2 separate regions of the Homo sapiens genome follow, and region 1 is linked to region 2. A link is a loop called in an ENCODE intact Hi-C map of the cell type or tissue named here. Cell type or tissue: CD14-positive monocyte. All regions are shown on one strand. Links, peaks and the distances in the headings refer to the core of each region. The heading gives the core; the rest is flanking DNA.

Region 1 (4,388 bases), core at 247-4,246, 49 kb after region 2:
GCTTCACAGGATCTCACCCACATTGCCCAAATATATGGCTCTGGGGCAAGGATTTAGGGGGTGAAGATCAGAAAGAACTCAGAGTTTGGTTTGCAAATCTTCAGGCGCTTCTCCTGGTGTCCTCTAAAGAGGAAGTCACCACCTCAGGCTAAGAATGGCATGTGCAGAGCCCCACCTGAAGTCACTTTCCTGTGTTTGTCGCTCTGTTGTCTCATCTTCGTCCCTGTAGGGAACCTGTAGGAAAAGCCTTAAATTGAGAGTGACCCTGGGCTTATTAACAGCAGAAAGTAGGGAATGATGATACCAAGGGACAGGATGAGAGAGAAGGCCACACTAGGAAGAAGATGAAGCTGTTCAAAGTGTAGGGTCTCAGGCAGGAGAACCAGGGGGTTCAGGTGCCTGCAGGTCTGTGAAGAGCTGTTTCAGTTAAACATTCTACTCCAAAACTTAGTGGCTTGAAGAAACAACTTATGATTATTTCTCCTGGTTATGTTTTGTATTGACTGGGCTCAGCTGGGTGGTTTGTGTTAAGAGTCCTCATGCAGTTGCAGTCATAGGGTGCCTGGGCTACAGTATGTGAGGGCTCTGCTAGGCAAGACACAGATGGCTGCTGATGCTGGCCTTTGGCTGGATACTCAACTGGCATGTCAACACCTATCTGTGGTCTCTCAGTGTGGCTTGGGCTTCCCACAACGTGGAAGCAAGAGGCCCAGAGAACATCCCAAGGGTGAGCTGGCAAGAGGCCCAGGTGGAAGCTATAAGGCTTCTTTCAACTCAGCCTCAGATGTCCTAGAATGTTACTTCCATCGCACTGTATTAGCCAGGAAGTTAATGAGGTCAGCCCATTTTTAAGGGGGCAAAGATTAGATGCCACCTCTTGACGTGAGGAGTTAGTTGTGCATGCACAGGAGAGGCAAGGACAAGAGGGCAGCACCTGGCATCTGTCTCTTGCTGGACTTGCCAGGTAGAGTGTGGAAGGCAGGGTTGAGGGTTTTCTTCAGGCTCTATCTGGTATTGCTGTTGGCAGCAGTGATAATGGTGAGGCTATTTCCCAAATGCACTTCGCAAAACATTTTTCACATCTACATGATTTGCCAGCGAGTAAGCAAGAGGTTAGTGAGAAGCAGAATATTCTTTACCTGCCTGTGTTAAAGGTGAAGAGACAGGCTTGAAGCAGTCAAGTGACTTTGCTCACACGACACGAGTTTTCTGCCATTTGCCCCAGCTCAAGCCCACCCATCCTCGCAGGTGACACCCTCCATGTATTAATGTGCCCTGTCCCAGGCTTTGCCAGCATCCCCAAGCCCTCTTCATGCCTCTGGGCAACAGATCTCCTCCTGGGTTCTGACCTGGCTCTCTTGCTGTTTGCTGAATGCCCAGTTAAATGGCTTCACTTCCATGTGACTCCGTTTTTCCATCCTTAGTGTGGAATTGGAGCCAGGACTGGGGAGCAAGGAAAGGAGTTGGAGAAAGCAAAACCTTCCTGGGTGGTGCAGAGTGGGCTCTGGGAATGGCCTGGGGGCAGACAAGAAGGCCAATTCCAGCTGGCCCCATGGCCTCCTTGCTGGCTGTCACTGGGCAGCTCCTTTTCAGGCCACTGGTCCAAGGGGAGCACAGGTCAAGGGTGAGCTGCTGGTCAGATCCCTAGCCCAGGGCAAGCCCGGAGGCTGCAGTTATGTGTGGAACCACAACTGCCCCAATCTTCAGCTGTTGAAACATGAAAAGTAATCCTGTTTTGCCTAAATGTACTCAAATCATTCAGGAGTGTGTGTGTGTGTGTGTGTGTGTGTGTGTGTGTGTGATATTTAATGAGTGAGTGGATATTTTAAAACAGGTTTCATTAATAAACTGTACTTACCATTTCCTGCCCAAGCCCCTACCCTACCTCCTCCAACTCTGAACCATCTGGGGGTGGTCTTGGCTAGTATTACACTCAACACAGGTGACAACCATCGGTAACACTGGCTGGAGTCCCTTGAATGTGCCAGCCAGTCTGGAAACTGTGGGCCCAAACACCAGCAATGTCCATGGCTGACCCCTGTCTCACTGTCACATCCTGGTACTGTTATGGAGCCCTGGCCCTCAAACTCAGGGAGCACACTGGTCACTTCCGTGAAAAGCCACACGGTGCCCCTGATGGGGTTAAAGTGCTTCATCCACGGAGTGAGCTTGTGTGTCTTACAAAAGGGCTGGGCATGGGGGTAAGAATGGAATTTCACCCCAAGGATCAAGCTCTGTTTCGACCCTGATATAAGAGGAGGAGGAGGAGGAGGAGAAAACTGACACCATACAGAAGAATTAAACCCCTGACACATGATTTCCCTCCCCTGGATGGCAGCCCAGGAAGTGCTGCCCCCTGTTGCCAGCCTAGACACTATTTGCAGCTTCTGCCCTGGGCCACCAGTCATAAAATATAAAGTACACAGAGCCCTAAGTCAACACCAGGGAGAGTCACCGCACAAGGTGGGCTCCAGTATGGCCTGGGGGTTTGCTGGCATGGATTCCTTGAGCCCCTGCCCTTTCTAGATCTTTCCCAGGTTCCCTCGGGGAAGCCTCACCATGCCTGGGATGGGCAGCAGCAGGACATTTCAGAGGTCCGGGGTGGAGAAAGGGAGACTCAGCCAGGAAACACATGGCAGGGCCCTGGTCATTGCCCATATCACTGGGTACTGCCAGGGAAACTAGCAGTCAGCAGCAGGCAACCCCAGGAGGCTCCAGGGCTCCGTGCCTGGAAGAGCTGTTTGGAACCTCTCTGACTTCCGTGGGCAAGAGTAAAGTGGGGAGAGGTTGGTATCCTTGGTATCCACATCTGGCAGAACTACTAAAGCCAGTGAGGGCCGGGGGCAGAGGTGACACTCTCCTCTTGCTCCAATCCAGAGAAGTGGTCCCTGTGTCTGCAGAGAGGGTGGCCTCATATGGCTTCTTGAGTTAATGTTTCATGTATTTCTGTGTGATAAACTACCCCAAAACTTAGACACTCAAAATAATTTATCATGCTCTTTCACAATCCTGAGGGTTTACGGGACTCAGCAATCAGATGTCACCTAGGACTAGAGTCATTCGAAATCTCGCCTAGGCTGGACACTCAAGACAGCATTTTCTCTCTCATGCCAAGTGCCCAGACTGAGATGGCTGGCCAACTTGGCTGGCTGGGAATCTTTCTCTACAGATGACCTCTTTGTGTGGGTAGCCTGAGCTTCCTCACATCATGGTGGCTTCAGAAGAGTTGTACTTCTTATCTGATGTCATGCTTATTGTGGATTAAATGAGGATGTGAATATTGGGAAACATGGTTCATTAGGGAGCCATCTTTAGAGACCAGCTTCCACAGGTAGAAAGAGAGGGGCTAATATTGGGGTGATCTGGAGACCTTTACTTCTCCTTGTTAAACTCACTGTGGAGCCAAAATGGCCAATGGGGCTCATCTGGTTCACTACTTCAGACTGTTAAGCATGGCCTCCCAGTGCCCTGAGGGTTCTGGGGTCATGTCCAGGCAGACCCCCTGGTCCCTGCAGCGGTTTGCTTGCCATCAATATATCCTGAAATGCTCCTCAGACAACTTGGTCCCTTGTTTCCATGTGTCCTGCTATCCTATTGTCAAAGCAACTACCCAATCCTGGGAAGTCTTATTATTAATTGTCTTTTTTTATTATAGCCATCCTAGTTCTTGGTTCTTTATTTCCTGTATCCATTTCTTTTCTATTGTTTTCACTGTCTCTAGCCTCTCTTTGCTCCAACCCCTGGGGCACAGGATTGCCAAGGTAATTATCATCAGATGTAGATCTTAACCTAATATTCTCCTATAGAGGAACTTGGAGTAGACATGAAAATTCTCCGATGAGAAGTTCAGGGAAAAGAAAATACATCAGGTCCATATGAAGTCACAGTCATTTCTCTTTGTTTGATCCTTAAGTGCATAGATTGCTTCTTTGAGTTTTTTGGTGTCATATATATACAATTCACACATTCATGAAATTCATTCTTTTAGTGTGCAATTCAGTGGTTCATAGTATGTTTACAATGTTCTACAAGTATCATTCCTATATAATTCCAGAATATTTTTATCACCTCAGAATGAAACCCCATACCCATTAGCATTCACTCTCCATTGCCCCCTCCCCACTCCACTGACAATCTAATCTATTTTTGTCTCTATGGAATTGCTTATTCTGGACATTTTCTATAAGTGGAATTCTGCAATATGAGGCCTTTTGTGCCTGGATGTCTTCACTTGGTGTACTATTTTCAAGGTTCATCCATGTTGTAATATGTATCAGTACCTCATTATTTTTATAGCTGAATATTTTATTGTATGGATATACCACGTTTTTAATCCATTCATCTATTGATGCATACTTGGTTTGTTTCCACTTTTTGGCTGTTCTGAA
Region 2 (4,388 bases), core at 207-4,206:
AACCCTCCCCAGGAATTGCCCTTTGCAGCCTAAAGGAGCTGCCCAGCCCGTGGCCATGCCTGCTCTTCCCCAGGGCCGCTGCATCTCCCAGCTGGGACCACACGGCTGTACAAAAAAGTCTGGGCTCCCTAGTCTCAATTTGGGACAACACTGAGGGACCATCCCAACTCCAGAGCTACCTGTGGGAACAGCCACAGCCCCCGTTGTAATCGCATTCCAGTCAACTTCCCCCTCTGTCCAGCAGCCTCTCTCACCCCTTCCGGGTGGTGACGTTCCTAGGTTCTGGCCTCATAAACCCGCCACACTCATTTTGCCACCCCTGAGCCTGGTTCTGGGGTGCTGCACATGAGATGGCAGGACCCAGGCACCTAGAGTGGCCATGTGTCCCAACATGACAACTGCTTACTTCCTTATTCCCTTTCCACCTTTCTGAAAAATATCATTCTTCTTCTGGTATTTCTCTAACATCTCTCTCACACTTCCTGATTCCCCTTGTTCACAGGAAAAGCAGCTGGCAGGTTCATAAGAAATTCATAAGCCCATGTTTCTTTTATTTATTTTTATGGTTAACTTCTATTTATAACAAGGAATGCTGGTTTTCCATTTATACTTGAGATTTAAAGATTCTGTTTAAAATAAATTTAAGTAAAACGGAGTGAGTGGGTTTTTTAAAAAACAGCTAAGTAAATGATAACGATGGCAGGCATGGTGAAGGTGGTTCACTGAAGGATGGCGACTTGGGCAATGCCTACACCAGCAATTTCTCCTGCCTGGGAGCCCCTCTGACTCAGGTGAATAAGCGTCCTGCAAAAACCAGCCCCAAGACTCCATTCTTTGCAAAGGTCCTGGCCCCTGCGTTTCAGAGATAGTCATGTCTTCCTGTAAGATACGTCCCACTGTGTGGAACAATCTTTCTCCACGTCTCATCTGCATCAGGCCAGCAAGGGCCTTGAGCGCTAAGTCTTTCTTACTCCCTGTTGTTGCTCCAGGACCCAGTGTGGGCTGAGACACAGGGAGGTTTGGGGGCAGGATTTTAAAGTGGTCCCCAGAATTCTGCTCCTGGTGCATTTGCCCATAGCAATTCCATCCTGAGTTGGGGTGGGGCCTTTGAATATGACGCATGTCACTCCTGGGATTCACTTGTGTTATATGGCAGAGGTCATGCGATTTTGTGTGTATCTAATTGAAGGCCCCAAACCGCTGATTTTGATGGAATGAAAAGGGAGATTATCCTGGGTGGGCCTGCCTTAATCCGGTGACAGCCCTTGAATGGTGGCCTGGGCCCTTTATGAAGAGAGGGCTCCCATGCTGGCCATGTCCTGACGAAGGGTCCTGTCATAGGCCTCTAGGAGCTGGAGCCATCCCTGATGACAGCCCAGAGGAAAGTGGGGCCCTCATACTACAGCTGCTAGGGGCTTGGGAGAGGGAGGACTTGGGCTCCGGAAAGGTCTGCAGCCTGGAGAATATCTGGATGGCAGCCATGTGGGAACCTGACTGGAGAGCCCAGCCAAGCTGTGACCAGACTCCGGGCTCGTGGAAGTTGTGAGATAACACATGTGTGCTGTTTTAAGCTGCTAAACTTGTGGACGTGTATTATGCAGCGTTAGGAAACTGGCACGGCAGCCTGCAGACATTGGCCGAGCGAGTATGAAAGCCTGCAGGGCACCCCGCCCACTGGCTCCTGAGATTTACAGGCGCTTTCCACCTGGGGAGATGAGGCTGCCAGTGCAGGGAAGGGTTGGCAGCTGCTGCAGCCCTCGAGTTGCCCCTTACCTCACATGGTGCAGACAATGAACAGACCGGGGACTGCCCAAGGTCACTTAGAGTGGAGCACGTCTGGGAACCCCTCTGAGCCTGGCCTCCTCAGCCATGCTTTTGGTGCCAGCCAGCGCAGTGCCCACTCCATGACCTGGAAGGCATCACAATCTCCTCTTTCTTTGGTGACTTCAGCTATCAGTGGATCTCCCCACCCTGCCGCCTCCCCATGGGGTCTGAGTGGCAGGTGGAATGTACCCTCCCTCTTCTCACCCACCCTCTGGCTCTGGGACATAGCAGCTCTCCCCTCTGCCCCAGGCAGCCCTTCATCCTGGAGCTCTGCCTTGGGCACTCTGATGGCCTGGCCCCTTGCCCCAGTCTCCTCTACCCTACCCTCCACCCTGCTACTCCACCCTTCGCTAGCTGTTTTGTCTGCCTGCATGGCTTCCTGCCTTCTTTTTGAAACAGCTCTCTCCTTTCTGTGGAAGAAGGCTTCCCCCAAACCACACATGAGGCTCAGTGGAGCTGCCTGTCTGAGAGGCTGCCTAAGTGCCATGCCAGGGGGTTGGTGTATGCCAGTCCTAACACTTCCCCCAGCCACAGTGAATCCCAGGAGAAATCCTAAGTTGGGTTAGTCATTGTTCCACAGGATTCTTCTAAGCAGACTTGGTGGTGACAGCCCCGCTCTTCAGTTTGCTGAGGTGGAATGTCAGGTGGCCAGACCGGGCTGGTGCTGCCAAGGTCCCTGTAACACAGAGACACCTGTGTCTAACTGAAGGGAACTGAGGCAGCAGAGGAGAGGATAAAGAGGTGGAGAAGCAGGAAGAAGAGAAGGAGGAGGAGGAGGGAGGGGAAAGAGAAACAGGAAGAGGAGGAGAAACAGGAAAAAAAAAGGGGAAGGAAGAGGAGGAGGAGAGATGAAGATGAGAGAAGAGGGAAGGTGTTTTAGTTACAAATTATCCCCAAACTTATTATGGCTCAAAACAATACACAGGTTCTATCTCACAGCTTCTGTAGGTCAGTGGTTCAGCTGTGGTTGAGCTCAGGGTCTTTCTCAAGGCTGCAGTCAAGGTGCAGGCTGAAATCTCCCTTATCTTGCACCGGCTTCAAAGCCCTCGAGGCTATGGGCAGGGTTCAGTTCTGGACTCTTGGGCTGACAGCTCCATTTCTTGCTAAGTTCTGAGCTCAGGATTCTCTGCTTATTCTGGGCCTTCTCTTTCAGAACGTCTCCATCCACTTCCCAATCCGGCATCTCCACTCAGACCTCAGGCTGGCATTCCCCAGTGGCTCTGGGATACCAAGCTTGCTTCCAGGGATCTTCTGCTTCTCCTTCTGCACCTGCTCCCCTACTGTGATGGTGCCATGGAGCTGAAGGTTCATGGCTGGCTCCTCCCTCTTTTCCCCTCATCCCCAGCCGGCTGCCAGTCCTGTGAAGCTCATCTCTTGGAGCCCCCTCTGCCTGCTCTGCACACGGACACTTTCTCATCCAGGTCTTGATGCTCTCTTGCTGCTGGTCGCTATGCCAGGCCCACTGCCTTCAGGCTCCTTCCTCAAGGCTACAGGGCAATCTTCCTTATGACAGACGTGCCCCTGCCACCCTCCTGCTTGTGGGACCTCACCTGTCTCCTTTCCGTGGCATGATGCCTGTGTCAGACACCAACACATGGTCCCTGCCCCTCCTTCACACCTCTCTTCCAGGCCCCTGCGTGTCTTCTCATTTCCTGCCCACATACTCCTTCCTCCCAAGGACAGGCCTCCTCAGCCGTTCTCTCAGCCTGACATGTCATCCCCCAGACCCACCCTTGATTTTCTCCACCTGCAAGAGTCCCAGGATCAAGTTTGTCTCCCTCAGGAGCCCTCTCAGAAGCCCCCCTGCCTCCACAGCCCTTTCCTTCCCCTTAGGAATGGGACTTGCTCCAGACAGCCCTGTGCAGAGCTGTCCTGCAGGTGGCTGTCTTCTGCCCCAGGCTCATGGGGGGACAGTGGCTGATGAGAGTCTGTCCCATGGAAGGTGTCTGGAGAGTTAGGGAATTTGCTCCAGGACCATGGGAGGGGAGGAAGGGGACCATGACACATGGGGGTGATGCCCTCGATGGCATGAAGCCCCTCCACTGCCTTCTTTCCTCTGGCCTCCCTTCTGAGCCCCGATCATGAGTCAGGAGGGTAGAAAAGTTCACAGCCGGAAACTCTCAGCTCTGAGCAGTTGTCAGTTTCCTATGATTCTAGCAGGATTTGCTACTCCTCCATGATTTACTCAGACATCATGGACGATAGAAGCCAAAGCTAAACTGAACAAGCGAGAATGAAGGATTAATTGGCTGAGATAACGAAACTGCCTAGAGGAAGGGATGAGCTAGCCTTCTGGAAAACTCAAAGTAGGGACTTCCACATTGTCAGCCTCCCTCCCTGCCCTCCCTCCCCTTCCCTCCCTTCCCTTCCTTCCTTCCCTTCCTCCCTCCCGCCCCCTTCCCTCCTCCTCCTTCCTCCCTCCCACCCCCTTCCCTCCTCCTCCTTCCTCCCTCCCGCCCCCTTCCCTCCTCCTCCTTCCTCCCTCCCGCCCCCTTCCCTCCTCCTCCTTCCTTCCTCCCTCCTCCTCCTTCTTCCTCCCTCCTCCTCCTTCTTCCTCCCTCCCT

Evidence for each region. A loop is a pair of places that touch in the nucleus more often than their neighbours do. Peaks named below come from ENCODE experiments on the same cell type or tissue, not always from the same donor. Only the 100,000 strongest peaks of a DNase experiment are listed, where the experiment ranks them.
Region 1: a loop joins it to region 2, with 2.5 times the contacts of the local background. A loop is called at or near these places in 4 of 110 quality-filtered maps.

The regions. Positions count from the first base shown.
Region 1 is chr10:47,235,741-47,240,128 of GRCh38, reverse strand. No RefSeq gene overlaps it. Among named protein-coding and RNA genes, the nearest start is that of GDF10, 62 kb to the left of the region's middle. In CD14-positive monocyte, for the core only: no CTCF peak of the experiment used is centred there; no DNase peak of the experiment used is centred there.
Region 2 is chr10:47,284,866-47,289,253 of GRCh38, reverse strand. No RefSeq gene overlaps it. Among named protein-coding and RNA genes, the nearest start is that of GDF10, 13 kb to the left of the region's middle. In CD14-positive monocyte, for the core only: no CTCF peak of the experiment used is centred there; no DNase peak of the experiment used is centred there; H3K4me3 peaks cover 787 bases; H3K27ac peaks cover 256 bases.